Linked DNA regions of Homo sapiens: all the other regions are linked to region 3. The links are chromatin loops, found by intact Hi-C in ENCODE. Cell type or tissue: B cell. All regions are shown on one strand.

Region 1 (8,000 bases), 140 kb before region 3:
CTAAAAATGCTTTGTGATGTGTGATTTTGTCTCACAGAGTTTAACCTTTCTTGTGATTCAGTGGGTTGGAAACGCTCTCTTTCTACAATCTATTGGGATACATTTCAGAGCAAACTGTGGCCTATACTGAAAAACCAATTATCCCATGACAAAAACTAGGCAAAAGCTATCGGTGAAAATGCTTTGTGATGTGTGGATTTATCTCATAAATTTAAATCTTTGTATTTATTCAGCAGGTTTGGAACACTTTTTTGTAGACTATACGAAGGGACATTTCACACTTATGGAATCCTATAGTAAAAAAGCAAATATTTCATGATAAAAACAATAAAAATTTATCTCTGAAAATGCTTTGCAATGTGTGGATTCATCTCAAAGAGTTAAACCATTGCTTTGATTCAGCAGGTTAGAAACACTCTCTTTGTAGAATCTACAAAGGGATATTTCGGAGCTTATTGAGGCCAACAGTGCAAAACCGAATATCTCGCAATGAAAACTAGAAACAAACTATCTGTTAAAATGCTCTGTGATGTGTGGATTCATCTCACAGAGTTAAACCTTTGTTCCCATTCAGCAGGTTGGAAACTATCTTTTGTAGAATCTATGAAGGGTCATTTCAAAGCCCATTGAGGCCTATAGTGAAAAGAGATACCTCATGATAAAAACTAGAAACAAGCTATCAGTGAAAATGCTTTGCAATGTGTGAATTCATCTCATAGAGTTAAACCTTCATTTTAATTCAGCAGGTTGGAAACACCTTTTTTGTAGAATCTAGGAAGGGATATTTTGGAGCCATTTGACACCTATAGTGAAAACCGAATATCCCCTGATAAAAACTAGAAGCAAGGTATTTGTGAAAATGCTCTGTGATATGTGGATTCATCCCACAGAGTCAAACCTTTGTTTTGACTCAACAAGCCAGAAGCACTTTCTTTGTAGAATCTACAAAGAGACATTTCAGAGCCCATCGAGACCTATGGTGAATAGCTGAATATTCCCTGATAAAAACTAGAATTAAGCTATCTGTGAAAATGCTTTGCAATGTGTGGATCACCTCTCAGAGTTAAACCTTTGTTTTGATTCAGCAGATTGGAAACACTCTTTTTGAAGAATCAACAAAGGGACATTTTCAGCCCATGTGCAGGTATATTGATAAACCAAATATCCCACAACAGAAACTAGCAACTATTAGTGAAAATGCTTTGCAATATGTGAATTCATCTCACAGATTTAAATATTTATTTTCATTCAGAAGGTTGGGAACACTCGTTTTGTAGAATCTACAAAAAAGACATTTCAAAGCCCATTGTGGCTTACAGTGAAAAACCAAGCATTTCACAATAAAAACTAAAAACAATCTATCTGTGAACATAATTTGCAATGTGTGGATTCACCTCACAGAATTAAACCTTTGTTTTGATTCAACAGGTTGGAAACACTTTTTTCGTAGAAGCTATGGAGGGACATTTTGGAGCTTATTGAGGACTATAGTGAAAAAATGAATACTTTGTAATGAAAACAAAAAACAATCTATATGTGAAAGTGCTTTGTGATGTGTGTATTGATCTCACAGACTTAAACCTTTGTTTTGTTTCAGAAGGCTAGAAACACTTTTTTTGTAGGATATACAAAGGGACATTTCAAATGCCATAGACAAGTATAGTGAAACACTGAATATCCTGCAATAAAAACTATAAACAAGCTATCTGTGAAAATGCTTTGCAATGTGTGGATTCATCTCCCAGAGTTAAACCTTTGTTTTGATTCAGCAAGTTGGAGACAGTCTTATTCTAAGGGACGTTAAGGAGCCCATTAAGGGAAATTTCAAAGCCCATTGAGAACTATAGTAAAAGAAGAATATTCCGCAATAAAAACTAGAAAAATCTATCTGTGAAAATGCTTGGTGATGTGTGAATTCATCTCACAGAGTTAAACCTTTGTTTTGATTCAGCAGGCCAAAATCACTTTTTTTGTAGAATCTACGAAGGGACATTTCAGAGCCCATTAAGGCCTGTAGTAAAAAAAAAAAACTGATTATCTTGCGATAAAAACTAGAAACAAGCTATCTGTGAAAATGCTTTAGGATGGGTCATTTCGAGTCACAGAGTTAAATCTTTGTTTTGATTCAGCAGGTTGAAAACACACTTTTGTAGAAACTATGAGGGGATATTTCAGAGCATATTGAAGTCTATAGTGAATAATGAAATATCCCACGATAAAAACTAGAAACAAGCTATCTGGGAAAATGCTTTGCAATGGATGAATCTCACAGACTTAAACCTCTGTTTTGATCGAGCAGGTTGGAAACATTCTTGTGGCACAATCTATGGAGGGACATTTCAGAGCTCATTGAGGCCTATATTTGTAAAACAAAATATCCTGCTATAAAAACTGGAAACAAGCTATCTGTGAAAATGCTTGGTGATGTGTGGATTCAACTCACAGAGTTAAACCTTGGTTTTGATTCAGCAGGATGGAAACACTTTTTTTGTAAAATCTACAAAGGGGAGGTTGGAAACACTCTTTTTATGAAATCTACGAAGATACATTTTGGAGCCCATTGAGGCCTATAGTGAAAAACTGAGTATCCCACAATTAAAACTAGAAAGAAGCTATCCGTGAACTGCCTGGTGATGTGAGGATTCATTTGACAGAGTTAAATCTTTGTTTTAATTCAGCAGATTGGAAACACTCTTTTGTAGAATCTGCGAAGGGACATTTCGGAGCCCATTGAGGCCTATGGTGGAAAACCAAATATCCCATGATAAAAACTAGAAACAAGTTATATGTGAAAATGTTTTGTGATGTTTGGATTCATCTCAGAATTAAACCTTTGTTTGGTTTCAGCTTGTTGGAAATACTCTTTTGGTAGAATCTTCAAAGAGACATTTTAGAGCCCATTGAGGCCTACAGTGGAAAACCGAATATCCCACAATAAAAACTAGAAACAAGCTATCAGTGAAAATGCTTTGTGATGTGTTTATTCATTTTACAGAGTTAAACCTTTGTTTTGATTCAGCAGGTTAAAAAACACTCTTTCATAGAATCTATGAAGCAATATTTCTAAGCCATTGAGGTCTATACTGAAAAACTGAATATCTCACGATAAAAAGTAGAAACTAGCTATTGGTGAAAATGCTTTCTGATGTGAGGATTCATCTCACAGAGTTAAACCTTGGTATTGATTCAGCAGGCTGGAAACATCCTTTTTGTAAAATCTACAAAGGGATATTTTGGAGACCATTGAGGCCTATAGTGAAAGACCAAATATCCTGTGATTAAAACTAGAAACAAGCTATCCATGAAAATGCTTTGCAATGTTTGGATTTATTTTACAGGGTTAAACCTTTATTTGGTTCAGTAGGTTGGAAACACTCTTTTTGTAGAATCTATGAGGGGACATTTTAGAGCCCATTGAGGCCTACAGTAAAAAACCCAACATCCCACTATAAAAACTAGAAACAACTATCTGTGCACATACTTTGTGATGTGTGGATTCATCTCACAGAGTTAAACCTTTGTTTTGATTCAGCAGATAGGAAACGCTCTTCTTGTAGAATCTAAGAAGGGACACTTCAGAGCCTATTTAGGCCTATAGTGAATAACCACATATCCCGTGATAAAAACTAGAAACAATCTATCTGTGAAAATGCTTTGCTAAGTGTGGATTCATCTCACAGATTTAAACCTTTATTTTAATTAAGAAGGTTGAAAACACTCTTTTAGTAAAATCTACGAAAGGCAGGTTGGAAGCACTCTATTTTTAGAATCTACAAAGGGACTTTTTGGAGCCCATTGAGGCCTATAGTGAAAAAACCTATATCCCAAGATAAAAACTAGAAACAAGCTATCAGTGAAAATGCTTTGCCATGTGTTCATTCATTTCACAGAGTCAAACCGTTGTTTTGATTCAGCAGGTTGGTAATGTGGGCAGCAAGCCACCCAGGCACCGAGGCAAGAGACAGAGGACACAAGCTGTTCCAGCATAATAAAATATAAAACAAGAATAGTTATACCAGATATAGATCTTAGATATGATTATATATGAATATCATTAATCATTGGTTTGTAGTAATTACTTTTTATTCCAATATTATGATAATCCTCACTCTATAACATAGCCTAGGAAAAACCAGGCCATACAGAGATAGGAGCTGAGGGGACATAGTGAGGTGTGACCAGAAGACAAGAGTGCGAGCCTTCTGTTATGCCCGGACAAGGCCACCAGAGGGCTCCTTGGTCTAGCGGTGACACCAGCATCTGGGAAGACGCCCATTACCAGGCGGATCATGGTCCAGCGGTAGCAAAAGGCATCAAGGAACAACACCCGCTACTTAGCAGACCGGGAAAGGGTGGGGGGGGGGGGGTCTCCCTTTCCCCAGGGGAGTTTAGAGAAGACTCTGCTCCTCCACCTCTTGTGGAGGGCCTGACATCAGTCAGGCTCGCCCGCAGTTATCCGGAGGCCTAACCATCTCCCTGTGATGCTGTGCTTCAGTGGTCACACTCCTAGTCTGCCTTCATGTTCCATCCTGTACACCTGGCTCTGCCTTCCAGATAGCAGTAGTAAATTAGTGAAAATACTAATAGTCCCTGATATGCAAAATAATGGCGTAAGCTGTCTTTCCTTTTGTCTCCTCTCCCTCTCTGCCTCAGCTGCCAGGCAGGGAAGGGCCCCCTGTCCAGTGGACACGTGACCCACGTGACCTTACCTATCATTGGAGGTGACTCACATTCTTTACCCTGCCCCTTCTGCCTTGTATCCAATAAATAACAGTGCAGCCAGACATTCGGGGCCACTACTGGTCTCCGCACATTGGTGGTAGTGGTCCCCCGGGCCCAGCTGCCTTTTCTCTTGTCTCTTTGTCTTGTGTCTTTATTTCTACACTCTCTCATCGCTGCACACAGGGAGAGACCTACCGACCCTGTGGGGCTGGTCCCCACAGTAAGACTTTTTTATAGAATCTACAATGGGACGTTTCATAGCCCATTGATGCCTATAGTGAAAAACCAAATATCCCGCAATAAAATCTAGAAACTAGATATTTGTGAAAATGCCTTAGGATGTGTGTGCAAACACAGCCATGTTTGCTAAAGGGAATAGCACAAAGATAATCTGACCCAGATGGCCCATATCCATCCTCAGCCTCAGATCCTGGTGAGTCTGAGCCTCTCCCCAGCTCCTGCTACCTCTGATGGGTCTTCAGGACTTGCTTGTCATAGCAGGGCTGATACTCCTGCTGAGTTCCCCCATTTGAGTGAGGACATGTCTGGAGAGAGGAGAGAGCTGGAACAGAGTCTTCCCAGTGATTTCCAGTGACTCAAAGAGGTTTTCCCAAAAGTCTTATAGTAGAAGATAGAGAAAGTGGGGCATTACAGAGAAAGCGGGGCGTTCAGGGCCAGACCTTAGGAGAATCCTCTACCCCAACCCAGTGAAGGCCTAATCTTGTGCTACTTTCCCTTGTAACACTGGGAGAATCAGATTCATCAAGAACTTTCACCTTTCCTCTACTGAATTTCGGTTCCCTTTCCAATGGTTCCAACATGCCCAGTAAAGTGAGTTGTTCCATCTGTACAACCTGGGGTGGTGTGGTGAAGGGGAAAGAGACCAGCTCCTTCTCCCACTTCCCAGTGAGGCCTATGAAGAGGCAACTAGACTCTTTCTACCAAGTGGATGAACTCAGGCCTAGAGTTGGAGTTAGCAGACCACTGTGCAGAAGCCATGGCCCTCAGCAGAGATAGGAACAATGAGAAACAAATGTGTGACTATAGGAACTGCTTCTTTTTTTTTTTTTTTGAGATGGAGTCTTGCTCTTTTGCCCAGGCTGCAGTGCAGTGGCATGATCTTGGCTCACTGCAATCTCCACCACCTGTGATCAAGCAATTCTCATGCCTCAGCCTCCCAAGTATCTGGGATCACATGCACGTGCCACCATGCCTGGCTAATTTTTGTATTTTTAGTAGAGATGGGGTTTCACCATGTTGGCCAGGCTGGTCTCAAACTCCTAGCCTCAAGTGATCCACTGCCTCAGCCTCCCAAAGTGCTGGGATTACATACAGGATGTGTTCTAAGTGGACGACTCAAGGTATACATAAAACCAAGCTTTCTGTTTATACTTGTGTTAGAAGAAGCTGACCTCAGAAGGGCAGGTGAATATTTGGGTGAGAAAAGGCAAAATATGGCTAAGGAGCAGCCAGGAGGCCAGGTTGGCTGGAGTACAGGTTTATTAGAAGAGACAGTCATGGATGGGGCTATTCTGGGCAAAGCCCTGGAGGTCTGGCTGAGAAACTGGAATTCTCTGCCTATAGCCCCAATGTACTAGGTGGTTGTTACCCAAGTACAAAGCTACAGCTATGTCCTTAGCTTGGATTTCAGAAAATAATACATTTTTAAATCATCTGCAAGAGTCTAACACATATGTTTATCTTTGGCCCCAATTATATAATTTCAAAAGCATGAATATTTTTGTACATGTCTGTTTCTTGGTTGCGCACATCAGAAGCCACCTGCAGTTTACCTGAACAGAAAAAGAGTGAGTATATTGGAAGAATGTTGGTGGGTCACAGAATGGGTGGGGAGGCTTGGCCACCAGCCCCAAGAAACAGGCAGGAACCCATGGAGGTGAGTCAGCAGGAAGCCCAGTCAAAGATGTGACACAGGAACATCACCCACAGCCACAGACGCTGCTGTGGATGCTCTCTAACGGCTCCTGTGTCTTGGCATCATCACGCTCCCCATAACCATTATTCCCAGCTGGAGGGGCCCACTGGTAAGCCAGGAGATAGGGACAGGAAACATCTGGCCTTTTCCAGCTCCCACAGGCAGAGGACCTCCCATTAAGACCTTCCAAAAGTGGAATTCCCATGAAATAGGAAGGAGATCTAGGTGTTACATAGCCCCCCAAACAGCAAATGTTCATAATTCGGAAATATTTTTTAAAAGACTAATTTTTCTATTTTTTTTTTAGTTTTAGCTCAAAGACATGGTAGGTTTTTAAAGGATGTATTTAAGAACCAGATTATTCTATTTTTTAAATACAGTATTTTGGAATTGGCAGTATAGGAGAATGGGTTAAATATATGGCCTGGACTCAGATCAGACCTGGGTTTGAAGCCCAGCTCTACCATTTCCTAGCAGTGTGGCCCTGGGCAAGAAAATTAACCTCTCTGAGCCTGTGCTCTTCTAAAATGGGGTCATTATAGTACTTACCTCACACCTTTGAACTTTGAGGTTTAAGTGAGATAATGCATGTGAAGATCCTACCAGTGCTTGGCACCAGGGAAACACTCCATAAATATCAACTATTGTCATTGAGTTACCTGTCCTAAGGCCTGAAAAATCAACATGGTCACATTGGGCCCCATACCTTGGGGTATGTGGGCTTGGCCTGACTTAAGTCCAGGCAGCTAGAGCCACACAAGGGAAGGAGGATGTCCAGATGTCCACTTGGACACATTTCCCCCTCATTCCTTGCTTTTTCCCCTTTTATTGTTTAAGGCCATGGGTTTTGATGTTACAGGTTTGGATTTGAATCCAGACCTGCCAGATGATGTTGGGCACCTCACGTGAGTTATTTAACTTCTCTAACCTTCAGGCTTTTTTCACTGCAAAATGAGAATAATGCTATCTACCATGTGGCAGTGCTGTAAGAAATCAGATAGTTTGTGCAGGGTGCTTAGCACTGTGCCTCATAGGTGAGAAGGGTCCTCATTAGTATATATTCATCCTCGTGGGTTAGGGGAGAAGTAGCACTTCCCAAGAAGGTTATTTTCCTTCTATAATACCACATGTAAATTTATCTCTTTGATGCTTAAGTCATCTGGCAAGGATTGTTCTGGCTTCTACAAAAAAAAAAGGTAAAATCATCTTGACAGTTGGAGGTGACATCTGTGGAAAATGCTAGTGTTCATGTAGCAAAAACCTAGACCAGATCACTGCAAGCATGTCTTGCTTTATGAATCTGGGTGCTCCTGTATTGGGTGCATATATATTTAGGATAGTT
Region 2 (8,000 bases), 120 kb before region 3:
TTCACATGGCAAATTGCATGAGTGGGACACCTCACTAAGCCTTACCTACTTTTTGTTATTTACTATTTACTCTCACCACTCCAAATCTTCAAGCCCTATCCAGAGTCAGGTCACACTCAGAAGACACCTCAAAAAACCAGGCTACCTCTCCCTTCTTTGAAACTCAGTTTTGGAATCTTTTTGGTATTTATTTGGGTTTCCAACCTTCCAGTAACACTTTCTAACACCTAAACATAACTCTGGAGTTTGGCTTTTGATGACATCTTCTCTTCCCCTATGTTCTAAGCAACTTTCTTTTATTTAAGAGTCTCCTCTATTTCCCTCCAACTTTTCATTCCTGGTCCTCTCTTTCCCTAATTTTCTCTCTCCAAGGCCAGAGATTGAAGAGGAAATTCCCATCAAGTTTAGAAAATGTGAAATGTGGTCAGGCTGGGGGAAGGAGAAAGGGAAGAAATCACATCTTTATGATTCCTTTATTTTATCTCCACACACATAAATTCAGCACTTGGTAAGTAATTCCCTACCCTGTCCTGGTCTGTAATTTCTCAACCTTCTTTGAATCCCCTTTGAACAATATAAGTATTTCCTTCCATGACCCACCCCAATTTTATTCAAAACTTCAAAATAAATGGGACATCATGACTAAAAACATATTAAAACTATGGTCACCTGCTGGACCCAACCCACAGATTCTGGCCAAACGATGGATGAAAGAACACACTCAAACACAGTTATCCAGTGAAAGAGTGGGCTAGTGGACCAGGCCATGCACAGACCCCGAGGAGGGTGCTGTAAAGAGTCAGAAGCCACAGCCCTGACCAGCTGGCACTGCAGGCCTTTATTTAGAACAGATTTAATGACAGAGGCTTTGAGTCAACACACTTGGGGATAATAAACATGGTCGCCTTCCCCAGAGAGAGCAGTCCTGTGTGCGGATGATTAAAGGCCAGTTTCTGAGGGATAAGTAAACTAACTTATCCAGATCAGTTTCTTTACATCCCCTTGTTATCTAACCCACGCTCTTAAGAGAATTCAGGTGCCTTCAGCTAAACCCCCTTCTGAAACCATGCAAACCCCTGGCCTTCCAAGAAGGTTTGCATCTTTCTACAATTTTTCCCACCACCCTGACCGATCTCCTACAGTCACCTTAGACTATGCCTATCCAGACTACACAAGCACCCTGAGAAATGTGAAACCTCTCCCTTGGCCCCCTCTCCAGTCCCAGGGAGTTGGCAATCACTGCCTGGGTTTAATGGTCTTCTTCAACAGAATGTGCTCTAAATTTGTGAGTTTCCTGGCCAGAGTTGGCCCTGTCGGGGTAAGCTCCTAAATCTGGTGACCATTTCTATCTGATTCTGTTTGGTTTGTGTTTCATCCAGAATAGTACCTTACATAAGCACTTACATCCGATTTTTGAAACAGATTTCTTGGCAAATATTGGGTATGGTTAAGAGAATACATTCGGTGTCATGCCATGCACAAGACAGCTACATTTCCTGGCCTCTATGGCAATCAGGTTGGGACCAGGTTGACAAGGTTCTGGCCATTTGACAGAGGTGGATGTGATATACGCCACTTACAAACCTGTTCCCAAAATGTCCCACACTATGTTCCACACTCTTTCTTTACTAGTTGGGCAATCAGATAGAAAAGATCTAGGAGAGAACTTCAAGAAGGCTCTGGGGAGTTATGGAGCTACAAGATAGAAAGAGCCTGGATCCCTGAGTCACAGCTAGGAGGAGATTGCCCAAGAGAGCTGCCCAACTCATATTCACTGTGAGGTGAGGGAGAAATGAATCCTTGTTGCATTAAGCCACAGAGATTTGGGGGGTTCTTTGCTATAGTAGCTAGTGTTAATTAACCTAATACATTTTTAAATTTCTTAGAATATAATAATGGCTACATAAATGTTGATTTTTATAGCTTATTGTTCTATCCACTAATATTTATTGTGTCTTACAGGTAATATTGTATGTTTCCCACAACACCTTAGGTGGGTGCCCAGGCCTTGCTCTCTCTCACCAGAAGGCCTTTATCGATGTTGTTTTCTCTGGCTTACCTGTTCCTTCTTCCCCTCTCCACATAGTCAACACTACTTATCATTAAGGTCAAAGCTCAGGCGTGCTCCTACTCATCAAAACCCTCCCTAGCTCCCTAGACTAGATCAGTGTTCCCTATTACATGATCTCATAAATCCCTAAACATCTCCTATGGGGTACTTATGACAGTTTGTCATTGCATGACTATGTAATTCTTTGGTGAGCATCTCTCTTCCTCAACATAGAATAAGCACCAAGACTGCAGGGGCCATCTTATCCGATTCGCTGTGATATTCCCTGGGCCTAGCCCGATGCCTGGCTACAAGATGTGCTCAAAACGTATTTGACTGTACGGGTGTATCTGCACAGGATGGGCCTCACAGGCTTTCTGCCTCTTAGTGAGGTCAACTGTCAGTGTTAAATCTGGTCTTTATCTTCACAAGTTTAGAAACTTAATTTTTCATGGAAGCCCAGCACCTGGAACATGATTCCTGATAACTACACTTAGGGGATATCTACTTCCTGACTGTGAGGTCCCTGGGAAAGTAAGTTAGTGAGCATTCAGAGCACATTTGATGACTAAAGAAAGAGGATGGTTTTGAGAGGAATTCACTTCTCTTAGGCTGGAAAATTAACCTTGCTTTCTTAAAGAGTGCATGTTTCTTCTAGACATAGCTTTTTTCTCCCACCATTAGATCCATTAAAATCATGCTTAGTAAGGCCGTGGCATATAATAAGAGCTCAGTAAATATCTGAATACATATCTGTGGGTCTCACTGGTTGAATGACTGACAAATGGTCTTATGCTTTGGCTCTCCATTTCTAGACCCCATGTAGTGATTGCCTTTTGTTACAGCATCACTTGTCCCTGGATTTCTACCATAGAAGTTTGAGAAGAACTAGTGAATGTGAGCCAGACCTACAAGATCATAAATTCCTTGCAGTTAAGAATCATCATCAAAGAGAAAAAGAAAATCATTATCATCATCATCAGAGCCAACACTTTTCATGTACTTATCCAAACCAGGCACTGTGCTGAGCCCTTTACAACTGTCATCTCATTAATCCTTATAACAATCATGTGAGTAGTGTCCCTGTTTATTTTTAATTTATTTTTGCTTTTTGGTTTGTTTTTAGAGACAGTCTCATTCTGTCACCTAGGCTGGAGGGCATTGCCACAATCACAGCACATTGCAGCCTCAAACTCCTGGGCTCAAGTGATCATCCGGCCTCAACCCACACCCCACCCAAGCAGGACTGTAGGCCTGAGCCATCATACCCAGCTAATTTTTTTTGTTTTTTGAGACAGGGTCTCACTCTGTCACCCAGGCTGGAGTGCAGTGGTGTGATCTCAGCTCACTGCCTCCTGGAACTCCCAGGCTCAGGTGATCCTCCCACCTCGGACTTCCAGGTAGCTAGGACTACAGGTGCACACCACCACATCTGGCTAATTTTTTGTAGAGATGGGGTTTTGCCATGTTGCCCTGGCTGGTCTCAAATTCCTGGACTCCAGCAATCTGCCCACCTCAGCTTCCCAAAGTGCTGGGATTACAGGCATGAGTCACCGCACCCAGCCCCTCACAGTTAATTTTTAAATTTAGTAGTTCTCTTTTACAGATGAGGAAATGAAACTCAGTCATGATAAAGGAACAGGTGAAAGGTCACCCAGCTAGTGAGTGGCAGAGACAAGACTTGAACTCAAGCCTGTCTCACTATGGAGCCTGTATTCTCATGCACTGTGTATAGTGCATTCCAGACTGTATTCATCTTGGTATCCCTATAGCACCTGAAAATCAGCATTATACTATGCCTTCCAAACATGTGTATATAGTCAATTATTGGTTGCAAGCAGCAGAAAACAACTCTGATTATTGTAAACAGAAAAGAGATTACAAGGCCACTTTGAATTTATAAGAAGCAACAAACAGATTATAAAAATGAAGATAGGGACAGGGTGTACAGTATAGTGACTATGACTAATAAAAATGTACTGTATATTTTAAATTTGCCTTCACGCACATGCACACATGTACACACAGAAAGGTAACTATATGGGCAAAAAAAAAAAAAAAAAAAAAAGATACAGAGGCCCAAGAAGCAGAATACAAGATAATCATCTTTGAGCAGGAACAATCCTACCAGGATGCCTTGGCCAAATCCTTCCAGTGCACATGGATTCTAACTTTCCATTCATCTTTGCCTCACACCACACATTTATTCCAAATATAAAGTCTAGGGTGACAGCATCTGATTGGCCAGCCCTTCATTTGCCTTTGTGCTAACTAAAAGCGTGTTGGGGAAGAGGTTAGTCTCTAGACCTTCCTACTTCCCTAGAGGGAGGCGTAGCTTGCTGTGACTGACGCAGTGGGAATTTCCCCCAGATAGAGGGAAGGCATAGATGCTAGGCTGCCACAAACATTGACAAATGTCCACCACAACAGGTGTGCATTAACTCAGGCCTACCACAATCCCTGAATTGCAATTTATGTCACATTTTAGTCCCCTTGCTGATACTAGAGAAACCCCAGAAGCATGATTACAAGTCATCATTTAGCATAGTTTAAGCACGTGATTCATTTTCATTTTTATTTTAGAAGGTGGCATTTTCTGACCCACCTTGGAGATGCGCCCTTTGAGGAGCCTGCAGCCTCCTGCACCTGAAGAAAGTGGCCCACTCATGAAAACGCCCAGGCTCCCAGTTGGGGAGAACCATCTCCACCAGAGGGGGATCCAGATCCAGTGGAGAAGAATTTTTTTTATTGTTTTTAGATAAACTGTCTTCAAATAGTGCAGCACGGGCACTTCCTGCCTCGATGGAAATTCAGCACACTTCCTGCTGCTCACCTGCCCCATCTGTGTTTATCTTCTGCCTCAATCATGTGAAGGCCAAATGGGTGGCATGAGTGCAACTGGGCCAGCTGTGGCTGGGGGCAGCAACAGCTCCATGTTTTGAGGCCAGATGGAGGCTGCTTTGGTCTAGGAGGTGGAGGGGAGCCAGTGGCTGCTTCAGGCCTCCCTGTGTGGAGTGCTTGGAGCTGGAAGTAGAAGCAGGGCCCAACTGGGGGCTCCATTGGATGAAGCACACCATCCCATCCAAAAGCCTGCTCCCAATGTCCTCACTGAGCTCTCTTTGTTTCTTTCTGTTTCTTCTATATGTATACATATCAAATATGTGTGTGTGTGTGTGTCTATGTATGTGTGTGAAACAGAAAGAAGCAAAGAGTCCTTTGCACTTTATCAAAGGTACTCTACTAATTCCTTTACACTTTTATCAAAGATATTCACTTGTCAGGGACACTAGAGCAGTGTCCAGGCTGCATGTAACATCAGCTGGGAAGCTTTTATAAATTAAAACAACTATAAAATAGTTGCAGGCATTTTCAAGTTTTTATTAAGCCTCATAAAAACTTGAAAATGTCTATAAGACACCTACACTACAGGTCTCCATGGCTCTCTGCAAAACATGACCAAGCTCAAAAAGACACACAAGGTTAGAAGACACCACAGATTTGGCAACAGCCCATGATCCTTGGGTTTATCTCCCCTCAGAGTGGCTCCTTAAAGTGACACTGGCACTTTTCTGAAACGCTTTCCTGCAGGTTCTTGAGCACACTCTAATGGAAGCTCTCTCTCAGAATTATGCACATGAGAGTGTCATTGTAGAATGCTTTTTAGCATATCCACCACAGGTATAATGAAACACAGGCTACATACTGATAAAATGGAAGGACCAAATGAAACAAGCCTATTCATACACATTTCTGTGTCTCTTTGCATCTGTGGTTTTCAGACTTTAGTGTGCATCAGAATCGCCCAGAGGACTTGTTAAAACACAGATTGCTAGGCCGCACCCCAGAGTTTCAGATTCAGTAGGTCTGAGATGAGGCCCCAGGAGCTGCAGCAAGTAAAACGGGCAGCAACAGCTACTGCGTCACCTGAGGCCCATTTGCGACAGTCTCTGCTCTGTGTGATAAAAAAGATCACATTTTCCTTTCCTCTAGGTCTGATGTGAGGCTGGCTTGTTTTACATTGGGCATCTCTGAGAAAGTATCAGGAAAAAGGCAGACAAAGCAGAAGTGCCTGAAATGATATTTATTAATTTGGATTCTGAGTAGCTAAATTGAAACTTGATTGTGCCCTTACCCCTAGCTCCTCCTGGGCCTGGAGCAAGGACAGGCTACGTCTGAGGCAGCAGGCATTGGAAGGAGTAGGATCGGGTTAGGGCTAGTTTTAGGGCAAATGAGGTACCTCCATCCTTACCGTCCAGCTATGTAGTAACAAATTAGCCTCTTCTAGATGGTCTGAAGTCTATTATATAAAGTTTGGCTTGTATAAGTGTTTCTAAAAGTGTTTTAACATGAAAAATTTTAAACACATGGAAACTTACGAAGAATAGTACAATGAACACCTATATATACCCAGGAACAAAATTCAATTATTATTAAAATTTTGCTTCTTGTTTCTTGGCTCACTACAACCTCTGCATCCCAGGTTCAAGTGATTCTTGTGCCTCGAGCCTCCCGAATAGCTGAGATCATGGGCATGCACCACCACAACCCTGCTAATTTTTGTAATTTTTTAATAGAGACAGGGTTTCTCCATGTTGGCTAAGCTGGTCTCAAACCCCTGGCCTCAAATGATCCACCCACCTCAGCCTCCCAAAGTGCTGGGGTTACAGGCGTGAGCCACTGCGCCTGGCCCATTTGTTTCATTTATATATATGATCTATATTTTTTGCTGACATCATCTCCAAAAAAGTAAGGACATCTGCACAGTCACAATGTCATTATCACCTAAACATTAACAGTATTCCCCAATATTGCCTTATATCATCTCTTCCTTTTATCCCCAAAATGTTTTATGGATATTGTTTCTTTGAGTCACACACAGAACCTAGGCAAGGTCAGGGCCAGGGTGATATGGGTTAAAAGGACTCCAGAAAACTCAGTAATCAAGAGTAATAATATTGTAATGCAATATTTCAAAAAGTCCAATTGGCTAACTACAGCCCATAGGCCAGCTGCGTGTTTTTGCAGGAAAAGTTTTATGGGGCTGGGATTAGCATGAGATAAGTGAGGCAGGGTTGTACAAATGTAGGCTCTCTTTTTTTTTTTTTTTTTTTTGGAAACAGAGTGTCACTTTATTGCCCAGGCTGAAGTGCAGTGGCATGATCTCAGCTCACTGCAATCTCCACCTCCTGAGTTCAAGCGATTCTCCTGCCTCAGCCTCCCGAGTAGCAGGGAATATAAGGCATGTGTCACCATGTCCGGCTAATTTTTGTAGTTTTAGTAGAGATGGAGTTTCACTATGTTGGCCAGGCTGGTCTCGAACTCCTGACCTCAGGAGTGTACATGCACTACACAACATAGGTCCAGACAAGAAAAACTAATAACTGGCAGAAGTATGGGGTGAAAAAATAAATTAATATTTCTAGATATTGAAACACCTCTTTCAAAAACTATATTTCACATAGGCAAAAAGTTAAGCAAAGATGAAGAACATTTGAATAAGCCTGATCTAATAAGCATAAATAGAATTGATCACTCATAAGAACTACATTTTTTTAAGTACATGTGAAACATTCACAAAAATTGACCTGGGTGCAGTTGCTCACGCCTGTAATCCCAGCACTTTGGGAGGCTGAGGTGGGTGGATCAACTGAGGTCAGGAGTTCGAGACCAGCCTGACCAACATGGTGAAATGCCGCCTCTACTAAAAATACAAAATTAGTTGGGCATGGTGGTGCATGCCTGTAATCCCAGCTACTTGGGAGGTTGAGGCAGAAGAATCGCTTGAACCTGGGAGGCGGAGGTTGTAGTGAGCTGAGATGGTGCCATTGCAGTCCCACTTGGGCAACAAGCAAAACTCTGTCTCAAAAATTAATAATAATAAAATTGACCTGAACTAGACAACAGAGAAAACCTCAAGGAGATCCAAAAAGTTCATATCATGTAGACTTTC
Region 3 (8,000 bases):
GTGAGGGGGCGGGTGAGCAGGTGTCGAGGGAGGGGTGACTTGAGGCTGACAGTGCACTCCTCAGAGTGGCAATTCCATGCAGCCTGCTGTGCACCTGTCAGCCTCTTGTCATCACAAACTTTTAAAAAGCCCAGAAGATGCATGCATGTCTCTGCGCTCACAGATCCACATGTAAAGTTATTCTCCATGGAGGTTCCCACAGCACGCACCCAGACATGTACCATAAAGCAAATCTCCCTAACTGTCCAGCCGTAGGGAGGGACAGGTTCACCATGTGGCAGGATGTTAGGAGCCTTTACAAAGAAAGACACGAAGCTGTAGGAAGAGAACACAGAAGTTCCAGAATGGTAGTTCAGTGATTATAATTGTATATATGTATATATACATATATACAAATGTGTATCTATATACACATATATCTATATTTACATATATATAAAATGTGTTGCAAAGCTTAGAAGGATGGATTTATACCAAACTCTTTTTTTTTTTTTTTTGAGGCAGAGTTTTGCTCTTGTTGCCCAGGCTGGAGTGCAATGGCGTGATCTTGGCTCACTGCAACCTCTGCCTCCCGGGTTCAAGCAATTCTGCTGTCTCTGCCTCCCAAGTACCTGGGATTACAGGCATGCACCACCACGCCCCACTAATTTTGTATTTTTAGTAGAGACAGGGTTTCTCTATGTTGGTCAGACTGGTCTCGAACTCCCGACCTCAGGTGATCGGCCCGCCTCAGCCTCTCAAAGTGCTGGGATTACAGGTGTGAGCAACTGAGCCCAGCCGTATACCAAACTCTTAATAGTGTGAACCCAAAATATATGAAACAGGTCTCAGTTAGTTTAGAAAGCTTATTTTGCCAAGGTTAAGGACATGCCCATAACACAGCCTCAGGAGGTCCTGATGACATGTGCCCAATGTGGTCGGGGTACAGCTTGCTTTCCTTTTTATTTTTTTTCTTTTCTTTCCTTTTTTTTTTTTTTTTTTGAGACAGAGTTTCGCTCTTGTCATCCAGGCTGGAGTGCAATGATGTGATCTCAGCTCACCAAAACCTCCGCCTCCTGGGTTCAAGCTATTCTCCTGCCTCAGCCTCCCAAGTAGCTGGGACTACAGGCATGCGCCACCACGCCCGGGTTAATTTTGTATTTTTAGTAGAGACGAGGCTTCTCCATGTTGGTCAGGCTGTTCTCAAACTTCTGACCTCAGGTGATCCACCTGCCTCGGCCTCCCAAAGTGTTGGGATTACAGGCGTGAGCCACTGCACTTGGCCGCTTTCATACATTTTAGGAAGACAATACATCAATCAATACAGGCAAGGTTTACATTGGTTTGATCTGGAAGGGCAGGACAATTCAAAGTAGGGTGCAGCTTCCAGAGGTCAGATTTTAAAACTTTCTGATTGGCAATTGATTGAAAGAGTTATTATCGGTAGAAAGGAATGTCTGGGTTATGATAAGAGGTTGTGAAGACCTAGGTTTTGTCACACAGACGAAGCCTCCAAGTAGCAGGATTTAGGGAGAATAGACTGTATTGTTTCTTATCAGACCTAAGGTCCCCGTTGGTGTGAATGCTGGAGGGTATAATGAGGCATCTCCCACCCCCTCTTCCATCGTGGCCTGACTAGATTTTCAGGTAACCCTGGAATGCCTTTGGCCAAGAGGAGGGGTCCATTATTTTTGGTTTACAACAGTGAGAAGTGAGTTGGGGGAGAATTGGACTTTTGTTTGGGTTCTATTTTATACACATCTCTATTGTTTGGATATTCTGCAGCAAACATTACAAATTTTTTTAAATGCTGAAGTCAAATTGATGCCTTCAAGTCTATGAACGCTGTCATCCCAGCAAAGCACAGTGCACCTGCTTTCCCATGTGTTCTGGGCATGTCCTCACAAGTTGGGGTGAGACAGAGTTGATCCCTCTGCCACTCTGCCCACTCCTGCCAATGGCTGTGCTTCCTGGCAAGTCATTGGCTCTTCTGAGCCTCAGTGTGCCCACCCATAATGCAGGCAGAGGCATCTCAGAAGCTCCAGAGTCACTGGGAAATGGCACATGGGGTGGCAGGAAGGTGGGAGGGGGAGAGAACAAGAAGGCACTATGTTAGCAAAACTCAGCATGAGGGAGGGCCAGCTGCAGCCCAGCTCCTTGGCTGCAACCACAAGGGAGGGCAGGGAAAGAAGAGGAAGGAAAGAAAAAAGGAGAGGAGCCAGGCCTGGTGGTTCACTTTGGGAGGCTAAAGAGGGCAGATCACTTGAGGCTGGGAGTTCGAGACCAGCCTGGTCAACATGGTGAAACCCCATCTCTACTAAAAATACAAAAATTAGCAAGGCTTGGTGGTGTGCATCTGTAGTTCCACCTACTTAGGAGGCTGAGGCAGGAGGATCGCTTGAACCTGGGAGGTGGAGGCTGCAGTGAGCCAAGATTGTGCCACTGCACTCCAGCCTAAGCTACAGAGTGAGACTCCATCTGAAAAAAAAAAAAGAGAGAAAAGAAAAGAAAGAAGAGGAAGGGCTACTGCACTCTGGACTCAGTGCCCTCCTTGGTCTCACACCCTTGCTGACCTCCCTCCTGGCACATGAGGTCTTCATGCTGCTCAGGCCCATGGCTGACCTCCTCTCCTCTGGAGTGGTCCATCCCTACCAGATCTCCTCCTGTCCAGCTGAGCAGACCAGGCCTATACAGGCTGCTTCTGGCTCCACTGAGGCCCAGGAGCTTACACCTTTGGACCGGGTGTCAAAAGTGTCCTTCTTATTAGCAAAAAGAATTTTGGAGGGAAAAACAAATGACATCCTCAGACATCCTAGGGCAGAGTCAGAAGCAGAGAGGAGACTGAATGGGCTCGGGTGGGTGTGGAAGGTCACTGCAGGCCGCCATAGGACAGGCCTGGGCTCACAGGAGCAGGATGTGGGGAGGGGGATTGCCAGGCAGGGGTGGGGACCAAAGTGAAGGCCACCTGGTGGGAGCCAGTCAGAGGGGTGGGGCAGGGTTAGATCACAAGGGAATCCAATGCCAGGGGGCCAGGGGATGTTTTGCAATGTGGGCAACTGAACCTGAGATGTGACAAGACCAGTGATTTGGCGACCTGCCCAGGCAGGCCCAGCCCCCAGGGTATTGAGATGACACATTCTAAACTCAGGTGACCCGGGCCTTGGGAGTGCACTAGCAACTGGCTGTCAGTCACGGGGCTCTTCAGATATTTGTCACGTGAATGAGCCAGACAGTAAGTGGAGATGCCCTTCCTAGTCACCTACTGCCGGCGTTCACGCTGTGAACCAGCGAACTAGGCCACCGGCCTGACCCAGTTTTCCCTGTGGCCTGCCAAGCCAAGGAGAAGCAGACGCGGCCGGCGCAGGCGTCCAGGGTGACTCGGAGGCGTGGCTCTGCAGTCGCGGCTCTGCAGTCGCCTTGGAGCGGCTGCCCTTCCGACCCCGCCTGGGCTATGACTCATCTTCGGTGGAGGAGAAAGGGGCCTTTGTGAGCGCCCAGCTCCGGCGTCTCCTGGACAGCACCGCCCTCCGGTGGCCGCGAGTCAGGAGGGCTGGGGAAGCCGCCCGAGAGGCAGCGCCCGAGCTCCCCACGAGCTGCTGTGCCATTGGAAGCGCCAGCGCCCTCCCCTCGGAGTCCAGCCAAGTCGGGGGGAAGACTGGGAGAGAAATCGTCACCCCCTAGAGGGCAAGTGGGCTCAGCCCTAGGAAATGCTTGTTTCTCCAGCCCCTCCCAGACGCCCCGGGGAAACGGCATCCCAGAGCTCCGCTCCCTGGAGGCCCCTCCAGAGAGGGACCCGGGGCCCCGCCCCGCAGCTGGAGAAGGGGTGAATGCCTTTCCTACCTAACGCCTGGTCCGCGGCCCTGCTTGTTGCGTCTCCAAGACCACGTGTCTGCTGCATTTTAAAAATAGTTGTGAACATCTGACTTTCTCCTTTTGTGAGTTGCCTATTCATATCCTTGGTCTGCTTTTCTATTTTCTATTTTTTCTCTTGTTGACGTACAGAAGCACTTTAAAAATGTCAGTTCTGTCGAATGTGTTGCAAATATTTTTCTAAGCTTAGAATTTTACCTTCTGATTTTGTTTTTGGTGATATTTGATACACCACACGACATTTTGATGTGGGATGACCTTTTGATGTTTTTCTTTTTCTTTCTTTAGTTTTTTATTTTTGAGTCAGCGCCTCACTCTGTCACCCAGGCTGGAGTACAGTGGCGTGATCTTGGCTCCCTGCAGTCTCCGCCTCCCGGCTCAAGCCATCCTCCCACCTTAGCCTCCCTAGTAGCTGGAACCACAGGTGCACACCACTACGCCCGGCTAATTTTTGTATCTTTTGTAGAGAGGAGGTCTCGCTATGTTGCCCAGGCTGGTCTTGAACTCCTGGGCTCAAGCAACCTGCCTGCCTTGGGCCTCCCAAAGTGCTGGGATTACAGGCTTGAGCCACTACTCCCGGCCTTGATGTTTTCCTTTATTCTTTCTCCCTTTTGTTTTTTTTTAATTGTAAAACTGCTCCCATCTGAGTATCACACAGACATTTCAGATCTATATTTTTTCTTTTCTGCTCCTCTTCCCCCCTTCCCTTCCTCCATTTCCTCTTACTCCTTCATTTGGCTTTTAAACCCACCTGGGACTAATTTTGATATAAACTGGAAGATAAAGATCTAAACTTATTTTTTTCTGAATAGTCAACTTTTCATATGTCATTATTCAGGCTTTCTCTCTTGTTTGTTTGTTTGTTTGTTTTGAGACAGTCTTGCTTTTGTCTCCCAGGCTGGAGTGCAGTGGCACAATCTCTGCTCACTGCAACCTCGGCTTCTCAGGTTCAAGCGAGTCTCCTGGCTCAGCCTTCCCAGTAGCTGGGATTACAGGCGCGTGCCACCATGCCCGGGTAAGTTTTGCATTTTTAGTAGAGATGGGTTTTCGCCATGTTGACCAGGTTGGTCTTGAATTCCTGACATCAAATGATCCACCCGCCTCGCCCTCCCAAAGTGCTGGGATTACAGACGTGGGTCACCATGCCCAGCCCAGCCTTTCTCTTTTAGTAGAATATTTCCTCACTGGTTTGAAATATCACTTTGATTATAAACTAAATGCTCGGGCCTATTTCTGGCCAGGACCCTGACCTTATACATTAAGCCAAAGGATATGGACTTCTTAAAAAAATCATATTAGGCCGCTAATTATGGATTTAGGACATTTATTCACATTGTTTTAGGCTCCAACTAAAAGCAGGCTTGAATGAAGCAGCTGCACAGGAAAACTGGATAGGAAAGATTTCATTTAAAAGGACATAAACATTTTAAATTCTTTTTAAAAATTTATTATTATTTATTTTTAATAGAGACAGGGTCTGGCTTTGTTGCCCAGGCTGGCTTTGAACTCCTGGGCTCAAGCAGTCGTCTTGCCTCAGCTTCCTAAAGTGCTGGGATTACAGGCATGAGCCACCACACCTGGCCAACATTTTCTTTTCTTTTCTTTTTTTTAATTTTCTTTTTTTTATTTTATTATTATTATACTTTAAGTTTTAGGGTACATGTGCACAATGTGCAGGTTAGTTACATATGTATACATGTCTGGCCAACATTTTCAATTCTTATTATACAAAATGTCAAACCTTCCTCCAGAATGGACATAAATAGACTAATGCATATCCTCCCAGAAGCATATGAGAATGCCCTTTTCACTACACCGTTCTGAGGTTGAGTATTATTTGTAAAACTATGTCCTAGTTTGAAAGGAAAAATAGGATCTCATTGTTCTCTCATAATTTGCATTTCTTTAATGCTTGAGAGTGAATTTTTTCATGGTCATTTATAAAATACCTAGATATAAGCTTGACACAAAATGTGCATGTCCTATAAACAACAAAAACTTAACTAAGAGGTTTTAAATAAAGTTTACATACATGGAAAGGCATGTGATACTCGTGAATGGAAAGATGCCAGTTCTGGCCAAATTAATATATAAGTTTTGTGTGATTCTTTTTTTTAACACATTTTTTCTTATTTTTAAAAAAATTAGAGACAGCCTCTTGCTGTGTTGCCCAGGCTGAAGTGCAGTGGTGTGCTCATGGCTCACTGTAACCTCAAACTCCTGAGCTCCTGTGATCCTCCCACCTCAGCCTCCCAAGTAGCTAGGACTACAGGTGCATGCCACCACGCCCAGCTAATTTTTGTATTTTTAATTTTTTTTGTAGAGATGGTGTCTTGCTGTGTTGCCCAGGTTAGTCTCAAATTCTTTTTTTTTTTTTTTTTTGGAAAGAGTCTCACTCTGTCCCCCAGGCTGGAGTGCAGTGGTGCGATCTTGGCTCATTGCAACCTCCACATCCCTAGTTCAAGCAATTCTCACGCCTCAGCCTCCTGAGTAGCTGGGATTACAGATGTGCACCACCATGCCCAACAAATTTTTTGTTTTTTAGTAGAGACGGGATTTTCCCATGTTGTCCAGGCTGGTCTCAAACTCCTGAGCTCAGGCAATCTGCCCACCTCAGCCTCCCAAAGTGCTAGGATTACAGGCATGAGCTATTGTGCCCGGCCTGGTCTCAAACTCTTGTGCTCAAGCGATCCTCCCACCTCAGTCTCCCAAAATGCTGGGATTATAGGTGTGAGCAACTGCCCATGGCCAGTTTTGTGCAATTGTATTAATAATAAAAATTCCAATATATTTTTGGGGAATTTTGCATAGTGAATCTAAAGGTCATAGACAAGTGGGGACAACCAAGAACACTTTGAAAAAAATGGCCAGCGAAGGAGAACTTGTTCATATTAGCAGGTGTTCTAGAAAGACCCTCTAATCTCCCTACCCAGCTGGGATTTTGAAGAGATGTTGTAGTGAAGTTATTATTTTCAGAGACATGGGCCAGGTTAAGGGAACCAAGAGGGGAAGTTGAAGCTTGTGCAACAGCAGGACTCCATTAGCACCCCAGACAGTTCGGAGGGTCGGCCACACCCAAGTTACAGCCCTAGGGCTGCAGTCACTGCCAGAACCACAGCAAAGCAGGGAGGGAGCAGGACAAATACATACCCCCTCCCCTCCTGTCACCTGTCCCCCTTGCTGTTGCCTCCTGATGGCTGAACCTTATTCAAAGTACCAGGGGAAGTTAAGTGATTCAATGCTTAGGGCTGGCTCAGTCTCCGGGGGCACAGAGAAAGGTAGGGGAGGCTGCAAAGAGTATCTGGGGACACAGAGATTAATCAGGACATGCGGTAAGTCCACCTTGGGACACTTTTCTAAGAAAATCATCTGCCATATGCTGAAATACTTTTTACAAGTATATGGACTGCAATATTACGTTCTGTTTCAAACAAGCCAACTTAAATGTTCAACAGCAGAAGATTCATTAAATAAAAAATGTTATGTCGGCTGGGCACGGTGGCTCACGAGTCATCCCAGCACTTTGGGAGGCTGAGGCAGGAGGATCACTTGAGGTCAGGAGTTCAAGACCAGCCAGTCCAACATCGCAAAACCCCGTCTCTACTAAAAATACAAAAAATAGCTGGGCATAGTGGTGCATGCCTGTAGTACCAGCTACTGGGGACGCTGAGGCAGGAGGATCACTTGAGCCCAGGAGGTTGACGCTCAGTGAACTATGATTATGCCACTGTGCTCTAGACTGGGTGACAGAACGAGACCCTGCCTAAAAAAAAGAAAGAAAGAAAGAAAGAAGACCTGAAAGGAGAGTCACCAAAAGGTAAAATATACTTATTTTGGAGTGTGGGACTGTGAGCAATATCAATTTCTTCTTTAAACTTTTTTTGGGTATTTTTCAATTTTCCTTTTATAGTCAGAAATAAATCCAAGAAATAGGTGCAACCTCGAGATAAACAGGACTCAGGATGCTGAGAATGTTTCCACAGCTCACCTTCAGGATTGTCCATGTTCCACTTTACTGTTGAACGTGAACTTCATGTGTCAGTTCTCTGTGGCTGTGCAGCAGATAGTCCCATAATTTAGGGGCTTTAAACAGACAATGATTTTTTTTTTTTTTTTTTTTGGCAGTGTCTGGTTGATTGGGCGGTCTTTGC

The links. Peaks named below come from ENCODE experiments on the same cell type or tissue, not always from the same donor. Only the 100,000 strongest peaks of a DNase experiment are listed, where the experiment ranks them.
Region 1: a loop joins it to region 3, with 11 times the contacts of the local background. A loop is called at or near these places in 7 of 110 quality-filtered maps.
Region 2: it touches region 3 in a loop (11-fold over the local background); 3 of 110 quality-filtered maps call a loop at or near these places.

Annotation. Positions count from the first base shown.
Region 1 is chr17:27,193,489-27,201,488 of GRCh38, forward strand. No RefSeq gene overlaps it. Among named protein-coding and RNA genes, the nearest start is that of MIR4522, 97 kb to the right of the region's middle. In B cell, CTCF peaks have their summits at 4,224 (motif pointing right) and 4,479; a DNase peak (open chromatin) is centred at 4,263.
Region 2 is chr17:27,213,359-27,221,358 of GRCh38, forward strand. No RefSeq gene overlaps it. Among named protein-coding and RNA genes, the nearest start is that of MIR4522, 77 kb to the right of the region's middle. RefSeq lists enhancers at 4,323-4,672, 5,761-5,810. In B cell, no CTCF peak of the experiment used is centred here; DNase peaks (open chromatin) are centred at 3,683, 4,433 and 5,963; H3K4me3 peaks cover 1,265 bases; H3K27ac peaks cover 4,228 bases.
Region 3 is chr17:27,329,514-27,337,513 of GRCh38, forward strand. It overlaps LINC03146 (long intergenic non-protein coding RNA 3146), which reads left to right and starts at 2,982. Exons shown (of 3, transcript XR_007065677.1): 1 at 2,982-3,914; 2 at 4,747-4,864. RefSeq lists an enhancer at 3,033-3,582. In B cell, CTCF peaks have their summits at 3,517 (motif pointing left) and 3,716 (motif pointing left); DNase peaks (open chromatin) are centred at 3,148 and 3,288; H3K4me3 peaks cover 1,083 bases; H3K27ac peaks cover 1,566 bases.